Regions from separate parts of the Homo sapiens genome. Here all the other regions are linked to region 1. The links are chromatin contacts, found by Hi-C or POLR2A ChIA-PET in ENCODE. All regions are on one chromosome and are shown on one strand. Each heading gives the region's core, a stretch centred on a gene start or an enhancer-like site at or near the end of the contact. The rest is flanking DNA. Distances are from core to core; before and after follow the strand shown. Region 1 holds the start of C1orf198 (chromosome 1 open reading frame 198). Region 2 holds the start of PGBD5 (piggyBac transposable element derived 5). Region 3 has its middle 21 kb from the start of TRIM67.

What was found. Hi-C counts contacts between places; a loop is a spot of excess contacts on that map. ChIA-PET counts read pairs that join two places held with the same protein, here RNA polymerase II (POLR2A). Pooled maps may share reads with other maps.
Region 2: a loop to region 1 is called in a pooled map, with 5 times the contacts of the local background. The contact joins the promoter of PGBD5 here to the promoter of C1orf198 in region 1. A Hi-C loop is called at or near these places in 1 of 37 single-sample maps with no recorded cell type and 6 of 50 pooled maps. POLR2A ChIA-PET finds 5 or more read pairs at or near these places in 1 of 52 experiments (MCF 10A).
Region 3: a loop to region 1 is called in a map of chondrocyte, with 5 times the contacts of the local background. The contact joins the enhancer-like site here to the promoter of C1orf198 in region 1. A Hi-C loop is called at or near these places in 1 of 168 maps with a recorded cell type or tissue (chondrocyte). POLR2A ChIA-PET finds 5 or more read pairs at or near these places in 3 of 52 experiments (HEK293, WTC11 and activated T-cell).

Annotation. Positions count from the first base shown.
Region 1 is chr1:230,865,862-230,871,020 of GRCh38, forward strand. C1orf198 (chromosome 1 open reading frame 198) reads right to left here and starts at 2,660. Exons shown (of 4, transcript NM_032800.3): 1 at 2,319-2,660. The coding sequence starts at 2,651. RefSeq lists a silencer at 2,589-2,808 and an enhancer at 2,632-3,223.
Region 2 is chr1:230,423,730-230,428,888 of GRCh38, forward strand. It overlaps PGBD5 (piggyBac transposable element derived 5), which reads right to left and starts at 2,603. Exons shown (of 7, transcript NM_001258311.2): 1 at 1,869-2,603. The coding sequence starts at 2,199. RefSeq lists a silencer at 2,550-2,869 and enhancers at 2,678-3,225, 3,226-3,772.
Region 3 is chr1:231,138,024-231,143,182 of GRCh38, forward strand. No RefSeq gene overlaps it. Among named protein-coding and RNA genes, the nearest start is that of TRIM67, 21 kb to the right of the region's middle. Within about 2 kb of position 2,457, at least 2 of the 41 ENCODE cell types and tissues checked have a DNase peak (open chromatin) inside an H3K27ac peak, as active enhancers do.

The DNA of each region.
Region 1 (5,159 bases), core at 1,410-3,909:
GTTGCTATGTGAGATAGAAAAACATTACTGGCAATGGGGGAGAGGATACCATTCAAAGAAATAGGCAGTGTCCTTCAGGGCAGCGGAAAGGGCTGTGGAGGCCCCAGGACCACATCAGAAGACTGATCAAGTGGGAAGAGACATTGGGCCCCACTCTATCTAGTTTACAGTCCTTTAGGACAAACTTGGGGTCACCTATTTGGGGGTACCTCTGTTCAGCAGCCTATCCTGTCCTTATCCATCATCCCTGTGCCCAGGAGCTGGCCCTCCTCCATGAATGATCTCCTGGGGACAACAATGAGACAACTGACTCCACTTTGGTGCCTACCTCTGGCGCAGTCCAGGGGAATTTAAATTCCCTACTGCTATTAACCTACGCAGACACTGCAGGCAAAAATGTACCCTGGGCCATGTTCCTATGTACCTCTGTTAAAATTCAGGGTCTATCTGCCCCTCTGCTGTCTGAGCTGAGGCTGGTCAGAGGCATTTCAGAACATGCTCTCAGCTGGTTTTGCAAAGCTGAGATTCAATTCTCCTGAGTTACTCCTGGAAGGACATACAGGCACCACAGCACGGCACAGTTCCACTTGCTTTTAAATCACATTGAGTTTACAAATTCAGAAACGGCTCAGTCTGGCACCAGATGAGGAATGAGAATAAAAAATTAACTTGGCCACATTCTTCCTTGTCAGTAATACTGGGCTCTTCTATGACATGGGCTTTTTCATCATGAGTAGGCGTGTAGATATTCTTAGCTGGACACCAAGCTAAGGGAAAATGACAGTCACTCTCCAACATTTGTAAGTACTTAGAAGTTTACTTCCTGTCATATTTATTCGTGACTCTTCCAAAGGAGTGCTGCCTGCTTTTTCATCCCCCAAATCTGGGCGCAAACACTGCACACAAGTCTTTATAAATACGCCTATTTTCCCACTGAAAATGTTTCAGCTCTAGGAATACATTTTAAAACCTATATTTTCCCCTCCCCAGTTTACCACACCCTTGTTTTTCCTGGCAAAGCCATCAGAATTTGAAGTCCAGTAGAGAATTTCCTTTTGATTCCATCAGAATAAAGAAACACTGGCAGCATCCTTCAGTCATTTCACTTTTCCCTCACATTAAAGTGGGTTTATGACCATGAACACTTCGTATTAATAAATGTCTCAGCACACCCAAGCCTGAAAATCTGATCTAAACCTCCTTAACTTGAATTCCATCCACAATCCACAACTTCCTCGGAAAAAATCTCTCCCAGCTTCTCCTTCCTCTAGCCCAAGAAACAGCCTTAACAGCGAGCGATTTCATTCCTACACTCTTTGCTCAGCTTGACTTTGCTCCTCACGGCAAAAGTTGAGTTTGAAACGCCAAAGAGTCACAGTGCAAATTCTAATGGCACCAAACAGGCTTCGGTTAAACACATTTCTAAGAAAAAGAAGACCAAGTTTCTGAACCCTACAGAAGATTCAGGCGTTTGTGACTAAGTGTGGGTCATCCCTGAGCTTTTTCTGGAACAGATTCAGCGTTTCTACCTTCACAAATGACTGTCCCTCTAGCAGTCTGGACAGTGTCTAGATCTGAGACCTAAACATGCCCTGTTATGTGGCCAAGACTTACTGGAGCTCATTTAAACTTATCGTCCCTTAGTTTTTTGGTGGAAAACAGGGCCACCATGCTCACCCTTAAAACATACGCTGGGCATTGTGCTCACTTGGAAAACATCTTAGGGTGATGGATGGGTTTCCCTCCTTATCTTGGAAGACACCTTTTCTTCCTTGTTACCTGGCTTGGCAATTTTACTTTCCCCATACATCTCATCACAAGTATTCATGTTAGTATATATCATTTGCTCAGTCCCTTCACGGGCAGGCACGGGGTGGCGTTATTACCCCCGTTTTACACAGTGGAAACTGAGGCTCTAAGAAGTTAATTGACCCACCGCCATACAGGTAGTAAGTAGCAGAGCTGGATTAAAACCCAGGCTTGTCTGGTTTAAAATTGCTTGTTGTTTCCACTTTGGTCAGCCTCGCTTACGACAGCTCCGGGAGAAGTCTCTGGAGTCCGTGCGAGCCGGCGGATCAGGTCTAGATGGAGGTTCTTTAACGACCCACCTCTCGGCGATCTCTTAACCAACTCCCCCAGCGGAGCCCCCACCCCCCGAACTTCGGCTCTGGGGCTCCCCTCCCACCCACTGCCATTCCTGCCTTTTCTTTTCCAGCCCCTACCAGCTGGGGCGGCCTCACGCCGGCAGGTGCCCACCGGGCCGGGGCGCCTCGGGGCGCCGGGAGGGGAAGAGGGTCCGCGGCCAGGCCCGCACCTACCTCGTCCCCGAAGCGCACCACCTTCTGGCCCGTGGGCCCGCGCAAGCCGGGGAAGCGCGTGAGCTCCTCCGAGTCCCCGGGGTCTCGGGGCGCCGGGGCGCGCGGCCCCACCAGGCACCGGTCGATGATCTCGTCCTGCTGCGCGGGCGGCAGCCGCGCCCACTCGGGCCCGTACTTCTCGCGGATCTTCTCCTTGTCCTGCATGATCTTCCTGGCCATGGGGCTCAGCGACGAGAAGTAAGTGAAGCGCTTTCGCTCCCGGTCGTCCAGAGGCCGGTTCCCGCTCATGACCGCCGAGCGCGAAGCCGCGATCGCCGCCGCCATGGACGCCATGCCCGGCCTGCCCGCCGCTCCCGGCCCGCGCCCCGCCCCTCGCTGTGCCCGCCCTCGCCCCGCCCCGCGCCACCCGGAGCCCCGCCCCCTCCGGGAACCCCGCCCTGCACCGCCGCGTACCCGGGTCTCCAAGCCAACCCAGCTCCCCAAGCCCCGGGACCCCGGCCCTCCGTGGCCCCCTCCCCGGGAGCTCCTCCCTCCGGGCCCCCCCCCGCCACCCCCTCGCGGACCCCACGAGTCCCCCTTTACGCCTCCATAGTGGATTACCGCGGTGCCCGCAGGTTTCGGGCTCCCCTTACCCGGCTCAGGTGGTAGCCGGCGTGTCCCTGAGTCCGCGCCCGGCGCTCTGAGAGGGTGGCCGTGGTTAATTCCCGGTAGTGACCGCCATAGCGCCACGTGGCCACTGCTTGACAAAGGAAACTTTTTTCAACCTCCAGTGAGCCTAAGAAAGCCCCAGCATTTCAGGCCAAGCCGCTGGCTGCCTGGCTTCTGTTTTTACTCCTTTCCTTCTGTCCCTTTCTGGGACGAGCCACACCTTCTCTGCTTTCTCTGGGCCCGTCCAGGACGCTGGGCCCGGGGCCTGGCGCGGTGAGCTGCAGATAGCCGGGGGCGCAGGGCAGCCCGGAGGCTGGAGGGCGACCTGGAAGGCTGGACCGGTTCGGGGCATCTGGTGCTCAAGGAAAGTCAGCTCCCGCCGCCCCTCGGGGCCAGGTGGGTGCATGAAGTACCCGGTGGCCCAGGTGCCTTTCCCCAACCCAAGGAGCTCAGAACTCTTGGCAGTTCGACGTTTGCAAACAAACCAAAGAGGAGCAGAAAGTTTTCAGACTCAGAGGCGACATCCCAACAGGTAGGGGGCCAGGGTTTGTAATTTTGAGGTGTGTCCCAGACAGACCACAAAATTAAAATTATAGCGAGCCCCCACTTCCCCCAAGCCCCTCTCTCCATCTGACTGATTTTAACAAGACTAACAGGACTCAGGTGAGAATTGTGTCCACTCGTAAAATAAAAAAACAAAAACAAAAACCAGCATTTCAGCTGTTATCCAGGGTCTTTGCCTGGATAGTTCTGAACACAAAAGTAGAAATAACTTGCAAAGTCCTATTTTAAATGTGAGATGGCCTCATCTTCCGGCCCAGAAATCCTCAGAATATTTTTGGAATGTCATGAATGTGGCAGGCTCTACAGTTAAAGACATTATTATCAACAATGTTCACAACATAATATATTGAAGCAGGGAAAGGCAAGCACCACCAAATATAGTCTCCACAGTAAGTGGCGGATTATTTATGAGACCGGAAGTTTAAGGACAGTTTTTTGGAGTATGATCTTCTGTTTGAGTTGATGCTAGAGAAGCTCAATACATTGACCTGAATCCCACTGATTTCTCTCCTCTAATCCTTGTTTAATAATATAGGTAATGTTTAAAGATATATTCTTGAAATTAATTAACATCCCCAGGCTTGCTTTGATATTCACATAAGAAGCTGTCCGTACCCTTAGAAACTTGGTCTCATGCTGTTTTCAAAGCAGTTGTGGAAATAATTGTTGCTTTCAAAAAAAAAAAAACCACAACCCCATGAGGTGTTTTGGGTCTGGCAATAATTGATTGTCAAAGAAGTTTTCAAGATAATAAAAGCGTGAGATAATTCAGGGACATTGGCCAAAGTATGTAAAGTCCATGATCTGGATGATAAGGGGCTAACTGAAAGAAAAATTCTTCCAGATTATAAGAAGAAACTCAGGGGAATTAAAGTATGGCTCTAACAGATGACTTGGCTGAAATTAGAAACTTTTTTTTTTACATATATCTTTATCTACTCCTGGAGGGAATAAAAATAGCCAAACTCCGGCCGGGCACGGTGGCTCACGCCTATAATCCCAACAGTTTGGGAGGCCGAGGCGGGTGGATCATGAGGTCAGGAGATCGAGACCACCCTGCCTAACATGGTGAAACCCCGTCTCTACTAAAAATACAAAAATTAGCTGGGCGTGGTGGCACGTGCCTGTAATCCCAGCTACTCGGGAGGCTGAGGCAGGAGAATCACTTGAACCAGGGACTCGGAGGTTGCAGTGAGCCAAGATCGCGCCACAACACTCTAGCCTGGGCGACAGAGGGAGACTCTGTCTAAAAAAAAAAAAAAAGAAAGAAAGAAAAAAAGAAAAAAAGCCAAACTCCAAATATGTAATTAGGTTACATGGTCTGAATGTTTATATCCCCCCAAAATTCATATGTTGAAATGCTAACTGGTAAGATGATGTGGGGCCTTTGGGGAGATGGTTAGGTCAGGAGGGCAAAGCCCTCATGAGTGGGACTGGTGCCCCTGTAAGAGACTCAAGGGAGCTCACTTGCCCCATCCACCGTGTGACCTTACAGCAAGAAGGTGCCATCAAAAGGCACAACCTATGAGCCAGGAAGCAGAACCAGACACCAAGTCTGTGGGTGCCCTGATCTCAGACTTCCCAGCTTCCAGGTCTGTGAGAAATAAATTTCTATTGATGATAAGCCAC
Region 2 (5,159 bases), core at 1,353-3,852, 440 kb before region 1:
TCCCACACAGGGCAGGAAAACAAAACTGGGTAAAAATACCGGCAATAACCACTAATGTCTTTGGTTAAAGGACCTGATTCTTCGGTCCAGGTGTGAACTCAGTGGGCATCTGCAGGAAGCAGAATTTGAACCTAACGCTAAATGACACACGATCCTGCTCTTCATGACCGTAAGTGCTGCGGTGGCTGGATTAAATGGCTCTGCTGCAGAATTTCTCCCATTTCAAGGTTACTAAGAAATATAAGATGGATTTAAAATTTATTTGTGTGCTCACCCTTCTCACATCAGCACATTCAGGATTCTTTTTCATAACTAGGCTTGACCTAGCACAAGTTCTCTATTTCGCCCTGAGACACGCAGAGACTTGCTGTGCAGTCCCAGGTGGACCTGGATCTCAAATGTTCCAGGATCGAAATTACATCACAGATGCTCACGGCATAAAGTCTGCCAAACCAGGTCTGTGGACTGGTACAATTCTTAAAGAGCCAATAGGAAAACAGCTGTCTAGGGCCAGGAGACCTTAATGACATCCTGGAAAATATAGGACAGTATAAAAGGACTATAGAGAGTCAATGATTTTGAAAATTCCCAAGCTCTTAACTACAGCCCAAATGCACATGCTTTAAAATGTACCCACCCCCAAAGCAGTGCACAGCTAACTGTGACTTTGCAAGCCCAGCTTTAGCTCCGCGCATCCACACCGCAGCCTGCCAGAGGTCTGCAGACCACTCCCTACTCAGAGTCCAGCTAACCCTACCGGCCTCCCAGCAGGCTGCAGCATGATGCCCAGATCCAAGTCCAGGCACCAGCTGGAGGTCCCTTGGGCCTGCCTTCCCATGTGCCGTGTTCCTGACCGGTTGAACAATAATCAGAGAAGGCCACAGGAAAAGCCGCATCATGCCCACCGCGGCCACTCCCTGGCCCTCATCAACACCGGTTGCGCGCACTTCTACGGAAGAACACAGCATGCAGGAGCACGGGCCTGCTACAGAAGGCCGTGGAACAAGAAATACCAGCATGAGAGGGCGGCTGGTCTGCAGCTTTCAAAGAAGGCAGAGGCTGCGGAGCTTCTGCAGAGGAAGTGGTGATATTTCAACAGCCAACTCCCACAAAAACAGACAGTGAAGAGGAGTGGGGCAGCCGCAGCTGCCAGCACCCTAGCCACCTTCTCCAGGTATTCGGGGCTTGTCTGTGGCCACAGTGGTAAGCAGGACACACCTGAAAGTACCTTCTGGCGGAAAAGCAAGCACCTTAACGCTGCCCAATCGGTCCCTTCCTTCACTCCTCCCCATTCTTAACAAGAGATCTGGAATGGCGCGGACAGGGAAAGTTTCTCAGATTAAGGAGAAAACTAAGCCAAGTCAAGACGCCGCGGGTGGCCTCTCTCTCAACTCTCACTGGGCCAACTCCTACCTGCCTCGCCCGCGTCACCTGCTGTAAGGCTTGCTCTTGGGCTGTCAGTGAAAAAACGACTCCCCCTGCCTCCACCAGCCACGCCGGGCTTTCAGAAAAGCCCCCTCAACTAGGAAAGCCTAACTTCAATCCACCCCTAAAAGTCCGACCCACAGGTGTGACAGACTTCCCATGCAGGGGCTGGGGTGCTCCCAGGAAGTGAAGGAAAAGGTCCCCGACGACATTGTCACTGGAAAAGTGCTGGCCACGGCCTCCGCCTTACCCTCTCCACCCACGGGTTCGGAGCCCCCAGGAGCAGTCAGACCGATCACCGCTCCTGCAGCCTCATTTGTTTCCGGAGAGACACCCACAAGCCAGCCCACGGAGAGTCTGGACTCGCCCGCCCCAGCACCCACGCCTCCCCCGCGCCCGGTTCCAGCGCCGCCCCCGACATCCACCCGCGGGCAGCCCCTTACCGCCGGTATCCTCGAAGCGCGGGGGCGGGCGGTCCCGCAGCGCTGCGCTCCAGCCCGCGCCGGCCTCGTCCTCCTCCGGCTCCTGTGCGTCCGGGGCGCGGGGCGGTGGCGGGGCGGCCCCTGGGGGTCCCGGGGGCTCGCGCTCGTCGTCCGAGGAGGCGGCCGAGGAGGAGCGCGAGGCGGCCGAGGTGCTGTAGAAGGGGTTCCCGCCGCTGTCCGGGCCGGACTCGCCGAACACGTCGTCCGAGATGTGCAGGCTCTCGTAGCGCGCGCGGGCAGCCTCGAGCAGCGCCGGCGCCCTCCTCCGCGCGCCCCCGCCGCCCTCGGCCATGGCCCCGGCCGCCGCCCGCGCGCCCGCCCCCACAGTGCCTCCCAGCCGCACACGCCGGGCCCTGGGCCCGCGCCGCGGCCCGCCGCCCCCCACCAGCGCAGCCCGCAGCACAGCGCCCGCCGCCCCGTGCCCGGCCGGCCCGCCGTCTTGGCCGCCTCGGGCCCAGCGCCCGGGGAAGCGCCCTCGGAGCTCGGGCGCCGCAGGCTGCGGGCCGCGGCGGGAGGCGAGCCGCGCGCGGGGCTGGCAGGGGCGACCCAGAGCGGGCGGGACGCAGAGGCTGCGGCCGAGACCAGGCGCCGCCGCCGCCACCGCCGCCACCACCGCCACCACCGCCGCCGCTGCGTCTCCTCGGCGCCCGCCGCCTCCCTGCCCGCCCTCTCCACGGCCTCCGGCGCTCGGCTGCCGACCTTCCCGGGCGCGAGCCGCCAGAGGCGGGCCCTGCCGCCCCTCACCTCCCGCCCGCCGGCCAATGGGGAGCCCGGCCCGGACAGCCGCGGGGGAGCTGGGCGGGCCCGGCGCGGGGAACGCCCCCACCCTCCTCCGCGGGGCGGGGCGGGGCGCGCGGCCGGGGCTGGCGGTTAGGGGGAGGGCCGCCGGCGGCAGTGCCGGTCTCCTCCTACAGGGACGCGCAGCCCGGGACCGCCACGCGCAGCGCGGGAGGGGGAGGGCGGGACCGGGGAACAGGAGGGGAGGGGGACCCGGGTGCTTCCAGCGGTCCGGGCCCGCGGACGGAGTGCGGGCCGATCCCGCTCACTGTCCCCTTCCGCAGTCCGCGTGCAGCTCCAGGGAGCTGTCCGCCCCGGTGGTTCTGAACCAGGCGCCGCCGAAACGCTCCAGGTAGGCGGCGGGCCCGAGGTCACCACACCCGCGGCGGCGGCTGCTGCCGAGGTTTCCTGGGGGTCACTGCCAGCTGCGCCGCATGCTCCCATAAATACAGGGGCTGTCCAGCTTCTGGGAATCTCGCTCTAATTAGGAGCCCGCCTCGCCGGTCCACTGTTGGTCGCTGGTCAGATGCTAACTCCGTCTCGCTTCAGTATCCCTGTAATTTAAGGGTGCCAGCACTGGAGTTAAGTAGCTAGTCATTCCTCATCATCGTTGACGTGTGGCATCTTTTGAACTCAAAATATCCATTACTTCCAAATACTAATTACTCTCACACCTCTATTTTAATATCTCCTTCACACACACACTTGAAACACTCATGTACTGAAATATTGCATGATCACCCAGGCTTCAGTGCTCTCATAAACAATAGCACAGAAAGGTTGCATCCGCCCCTCTTCCTTGGGCAGGAATGTGTGGTGGTCATCCTGTTGATGGCGATACGCGTAACGGAGACTGCCTTGTCTTCTTGCTCCCCTCCTCCTCCTTCGAATAATGCAATAAGTCACACTAATGGTAAATGGGCCATAAAGTCACTTTCACTCTGAAATAAAATAAATCCTCAGAGATGTGAAGGGCTTACAAATCCTACTGAGCATTAACTAAATTGTAGTTACATGAAACAGAAAGGCATGTTGCGATTTCTACGAATGCATAAAGGATGAAGGACCATTTTGCCGCCAAGTGGGGTCACTTCTAGTGTCGAGCAGGAACCTTCACTCATGCCCTCCCCTCCCCAGCCCCTGTGGTTCCTCCTTCCACATCAGGGGCTCTGCACAGGCATAGGTTCATGATCATCACTAACAGACAATATATAAAAAGGAAAAGATTCATGGAACTTTCCTTGCTATGTGGATTGGCTGAAAAATGAGGAAGTGCTTGCAAAGCATTTTTACTCTCTTGGAAGAATTATGCCACGGAAAATATCTGGTTTCCAACATACCTATATACTGTGCTAACCAGCTGAAAGTTGTTGAAGAGAGTACAGGTAATCTGACTTATCAAAAAGGGTGATAGTAAAGCATAGGTTGAAGATGCAAGAAGAAGAGTAAGACTCCATAGCTCAAGTTCAAATTCTGCAATTAGGAATTGTGTGAGGCTCCTGCAAGATTTCATGTTATCTATTTTAAATAGTTGAATGGAAAAAATAATTGAATGGGATTCAGAGAGTTAAAATCTGTAGGAAAGAGTTCCTTCTTTTCTTCTCCAGCTAGCCAATGAAAAAGTCAACAGCTAAGGTACGTGTTTTAAAAACGATGAATTGCTTTGCTACCCATAAGGAACCAAGGAACAAAACAACAGCAGTGGCAAGGATGGACAGAGTCTTCCGGTGTCCCTAATTTGCATTTGTATGGTGCTAATTCCCAGGAAACCTTGGGGCCTTGTGCTTCCTAGGCTCACAAATGCTTGTAGCTCACACCACATGCAACACTGAGGAGAGGATTATATGGACACAAAAGAAACACTGAGAAGTCAAATTGTTACTTCAAAGCTTGTCCAATAAAAATTAGATGAATATTTCAACTTAGAGTGAAGTATTTTATAGCACTTACATTTGTTTAAGCCAGTTTCCAAACAAGAAAAGTAAAAACATTCCAACCTTTGAAAACAGATGACTGCTTCTCACTGTGGTAAGAGAAGGAGTGAGGGGACAAAACAATTGCAAAACAAAAGCTTTCTCCTCTGGCTGGCATCCTCCTATTTGATAATGACGATTATGATTCTACATCATTAACTTTTATTAGTAACATCATTTCTGAGAGTAATTATAGAATATATATCACACTGAGATCTTTTAACTTTGAGTCATTTGAAAACATCTTCCAAATAATTTAATTATAAAATATAATTAAATAATTTTAGATTAATATTGAGCTTTTGGTTTTATGGTTTTCCCAAACAGCTCAAGGTAGTAAAAAGCAATTCATTTGTGTAGTAGATTCCTTAGGTTTTGTTAAACCAATGGTTCATGCTTTTATGTAACTAGGGCTAAGCACCATATTTCATTAAGTCTAAACCTCCTTTCATGGTACAGTGAACCATTGTTTTATGTATCACTAAAAAAGAAAAAAGTGCTG
Region 3 (5,159 bases), core at 1,207-3,706, 270 kb after region 1:
ATGGACCTATTTTTCCATTTATTGGTGCCTTTAATTCCTTTCAGCAATGTTTTGTAGCTTTCAGTGTACAAGTCTTCCTCCTCCTCCTTGGTTCAATTAATTCTTAAGTATTTCTGTCTTTGATCCTTTTGTAAATGGAATTGTTTTCTTAATTTCCCTTTTGGACTGTTCATTGTTAGTGCATAGAAATGCAGGTGATTTTTACATCTTTATTTTGTATCCTGCAACTTTGTGAATTTGTTTATTAGTGCTAACAGGTTTTTAGTGGAATCTTTAGGGCTTTCTACATAAAAGATCATGTTGTCTGTGAACAGAGATAATTTAAATTCCTTTCAATTCAGATGCTTTTCGTTTATTTTTCTTGTCTAATTGTCCTGGCTAGGAATTTCAGCACTATGTTAACTAGAAGTGATGAAAGTGAGTAAGCATCCCTGATTTGTTCCTGATCTTAAAGGAGAAGCCTTGCATACTTCACCATTGAGAATGATATTAGTTGTGGGCATGTCATATAAGGACTTTATCATGTTGAAGTAGTTTCCATCTCTTCCTACTTTATTTAGTGTTTTTATCATGAAAGGGTGTTGAATTTTGTCACATGCATGTTCTGCATCAATTGAGGTGATCACGTGGTTTTTTCCTCTTTATTTTGTTAATGTGGTATATTACACTGATCATTTTCATATGTTGAACCATCTTTACGTTCCAGGAATACATTCTACTTGCTCATGGTGTATAATCTTTTTAATGTATTGTTGAATTCTGTTTGCAAGTGTTTTCTTGAGGAATAATACCAATTATTACAGATAAAGAAATTGAACTCCAAAGAGGTTTCCCCAAGGTCACTCATTTAGTAAGTGGTAAGAGTTGGGGTTCAAACCTAAGCCTGTCTGATCCCAGAATCTGTGTCCTTTTCAATATACCATGCTGTCTTGTATCACCCCACAGAGGGATAAGGGAGCTAAGTGTGGCCTACTAGCTTTATGACTTTAGAAGAAAAAGAAAAATGTAGCCATGTCTGAACCTCAGTTTGCTTATCTGAAAATAGGGATCAAAATGCCAATTTTCCAGAGTTATTGTAATGTTTAGACAAGATAAGGAATGTAGCACCCCTGGAACATCATGAGCTTTTCAAAAACTGTGGCATGGGTGGCCTTCAGCCCCATGTTGGGCCTCCAACCTCCAATGAAAGTTGCTCTGTGACCTTGGACAGAGGCTTCATGTGCAGCCTTTTGGCCAAACCAGTTATTTCTTTACTCTGCTATAAATAGTTGAAAACATAAGGTCTTCAATAAGTTGTCCTGTGACTTTATTTCCTGGCCAACAGGGAGGTTTCCATTTCCTCTATGACTCATCTATTCCTTTTTGCAGCTCTCCTCTAAATACCTCCAGCCAGTGACATTTCAAATATCCTTGCCTCTTGGCTTCCCTTCAGCGGCCTCAACTCATGTCCAGAATTCTTTCTCTTCCTTTTCTTCTTTTTACTTTTGCAAGCTTGGTGACCAGAGCTTGGCTGGCTGAGATACCTAGTGTTCATAGGAGAATTTCCTTCCCTTCAATGGAACATCCCCCTGCAGACCGTTTCTGGGCCCGGTGTGTAGACAGACTTCATAATGGTGATGAGATTTCCCAAACAGCCTAAGGGGAAGAAAAGGAAGAAGAGAATGGCAAATTCCCCAGTCCTACTCTTGGCTTTCTGGGTTACATGGTCTTCCATTTAACAAGAACTTATCCCTTTCCTGGGAAATGAGAAGTGCTATACAAAGCACGAATTCTGAGGATGCCCTCACACTATTGCTTTGGGAACTGTGTGCTGTGTGCTGACCACAGGGAGCAAATCGTGAGTTTCTCTACAAGGGCTGCAGTCAGAACTGCTAGTAAACTGTACTTCATATGAAGTACATCACAGACAACTGGGCTCCAAGAGCTAAAGTTTACTTACTGCTTTTCACCCCAAAGGCCCAAAGCCCTCACTAAAGCTATGAATACCAGAATCACTACATCTTTGAAACACAGCCAGAGTTCTAGGCCTTGCTTAAATAGCCCGGAGCCTGTACATACAAGGCATGTGTGTGTGGTGAAAGAGGCCCTTATGGATTTGCCGCTGCTGGAGGCCAAAGAGAAGGGTGAGTGGAATGTACTGGAATGTCTGGCAAACAGCAGAGGCAGATTCTGCGGCTAAGCTGCTTGGTGGGCCCTGTGGGGTTGAGTTTTAATCTCTGTCACATGTGGGACTGTAGGATACCTGCCCGCCCAGCCTCTGTAGCTGCCTCCACAGCCAGAAGAATTTGGCTTGGAAACAGGGACTCCCTTTGGCGAGATCTAGATCCAGAGAGAATTCAGAGTGTGTATTCTCTGGCCCCCTTGAAGTTTGGGCATTCATACCACTGGTGTTTGCCCTGGCACCCTCCCAAGCTTGAGAGAGGCTTCTCTCCCTCCTAGACCACATCCCAGCCTCCCCCTTGTGTTCAGCAATGTGAGTGATGTGAATGTCTTGAGCAAGGTCATAGGGCCAGCATTTCCTCTTGCTTACTCATCTATCACTAATTCATTCACTCATTCAATTACAGTTTTGAGGACCTACTATGTATAACACACTGCTAGGCTCTGAGGATAGAACAGTGTGCAAGACCGACATGGTCTTCACCCTTAACACTGTGCTTTCTGGCCAGGGAGCAAACCACAGAAAAGTAAATAAACAGAAGGTGAGAGAATTGCAGATTGTGAAAAGTTCTTTCAGGAAAGGAAAAGAACCAGGGAAAATAGCAGTAAAGAGGAAGGACTGTGACACTTACATTGGTGGTCAGAGAAAGCTGCCCCAGCAGCCAGGTGGGTGATGTGCGTGGGTGGGGTGGGTGTGGGGAGCATTCTGGGAAGCAGGAACAAGTACAAGGGCAGAAGTTTGGAAAGGGCTTAGTGTATTCTGGGAGCAGCAAGGAGGCCAGAAGGGCTGGAGCCAATGAGCAAAGGGAAGAACATGAGATGGAGAGTCAGCAAGGGCTATGTCCTCACAGGATGTGACGCCCCTGGTAGGAAGCTGTTTGTTAGAAGATCAAGGGGAAGCAATCGAAGAAATTGAAGCAGTGATTAAGAAGGATAGTTTTGTGTGTGTGTGTGTGTGTGTGTGTGTGTGTGTGTGTGTGTATGTGTGTGTATTTTAAATCACTGTAGATCCAGGAATCCCATTACTGGGTATATATCCAAAGGAAATGAAATCAGCACTTCAAAGAGACGTCTGTACCTTCGTGTTTTTTGCAGCATTATTCACCATAGCCAAGAGATGGGAATCAACCTAACTGTCCATCAGATGAATAAAGAAAATATGGTATGAATAAAAGAAGAACAGATGAATAGATAAGATGAACAGATGGGCCGGGCATGGTGGCTCACGCCTGTAATCCCAGCACTTTGGGAGGCCGAGACGGGTGGATCATGAGGTCAGGAGTTCGAGAACAGCCTGGCCAACATGGTGAAACCCCATCTGTACTAAAAATACAAAAATTAACTGGGTGTGGTGGCGCACGCCTGTAATCCCAGCTACTCAGAAGGCTGAGGCAGGAGAACTGCTTGAACTCGGGAGGCAGAGCTTGCAGTGAGCCGAAATTATGCCACTGCACTCCAGCCTGGGTGATAGAGCAAGACTCCATCTCAAAAAAAAAAAAAAAAAGAAAAGATGAGCAGATGAAGAGACGAATAGGTAAAGAAAGTGCAGAAGAAAATGAATAGATAAAGAAAAATGTATATATATATGCACACACAATACTATTCAGCCATAAAACAGAATGAAATCCTGTCATTTGCAGCAACATGGATGGAACTGGAAGCCATTATGTTGAGTGAAATAAGCCAGGCACAGAATGACAAACACTACATGATTTCACTCATATGTGGAATCAAAAACTGTTTATTTCATAGAAGTAGAGAGTGGAATAGTGGTTCCTAGAGGCTGGGGAGGGTCGCAGGGAGAAGGGGACTGGGAGTAGTTGATCAACAGGTGTAGAGTTAGAGTTAGATGGAAGAATAAGCTCTGGGGTTCTATTACACGGTATGATGACTAGTGACTACAGCAAGTAACAAAGTAGTGTGTATCTCAAGATAGCTAGAGGATAAGATTTTAAATGTTGTCACTACAAAGAAATGATAAGAGATTAAAGTGAATAATATGGTAATTACCCCAATCTGATCATTATACAACATATTCATGCATTGAAATATCACACTGTACCCTATAAAATGTACAATTGGTATGTGTCAAATATAAACAAAAATTAATTATAAAAAAGAATTTAAAATTGTAAAAATGTACTATAGCTGCCGAATGGAGAATGGATTAAGGGGGTAACAGTTAAAAAGGGAAGATTAGCAAAAGAGAGCATTGGGATTGTGCAGGGGAAAGAGGATGATAACCTGGACTAGAAGGGTGAGGGTGGAATTGGACTGATTAGAAATCAACTCAAGTAGAACCAATAGGACTTGGTGGTGAATTGGGACACAAGGGAAGAGTGAGACATCCAAGGTAAGTGCTGGGCATTTTACTTAAGCAACTGGGTAGTAGATGGTGCCACTTTCTGATATGGGAAAACCTAGGGGAAGGAATATGTCTTAGCAAAACAGTGACTAGGGACATGGCAGCTTTGGGGAAGAAAAATGGGATTCAAGTCATAGTGGCTTCCCCAGGTGGGTTCTTTACCCAACCCCACCCTTCCCTCCAGCCAGACAGAGTGTTTCCCTGTCCTTCAATGTACCTGGGCTAAGCTCTCCACCTTGAATGTGCTTCCCCTTCTTGCCCTCTCCTGAGAAGCCTCTTCCCTCCCTTCTTCACCACCCAGTGTACCTTCCCTGCACTGTCTCTCCCGAGTGAGGAGGAAACCTATAGGTCCTTATGCATGTTGGTGTTGCCTCCCCTTGCTTCTCAACCTTCAGCTCTCAGAACTCAGGCTAAACCATTCTGAGATCTGGCAGTGCAGGATGGAGAAGGAGGGAAAGAAACCAGGGCCAAGCTAACCCTATGTAGAAAAGGCTTCCAAAAGTACAATCACATGCAGAGTGGCTTAGGATCCCAATGGGTATGGAAAAGTCCAGCCCTAGAACTGAGGGATCCAAACCGGTTGATGAAGCCAAGGTCAAGATGCAGCATCCTTGTGGATCTGAGTGACAGTCTT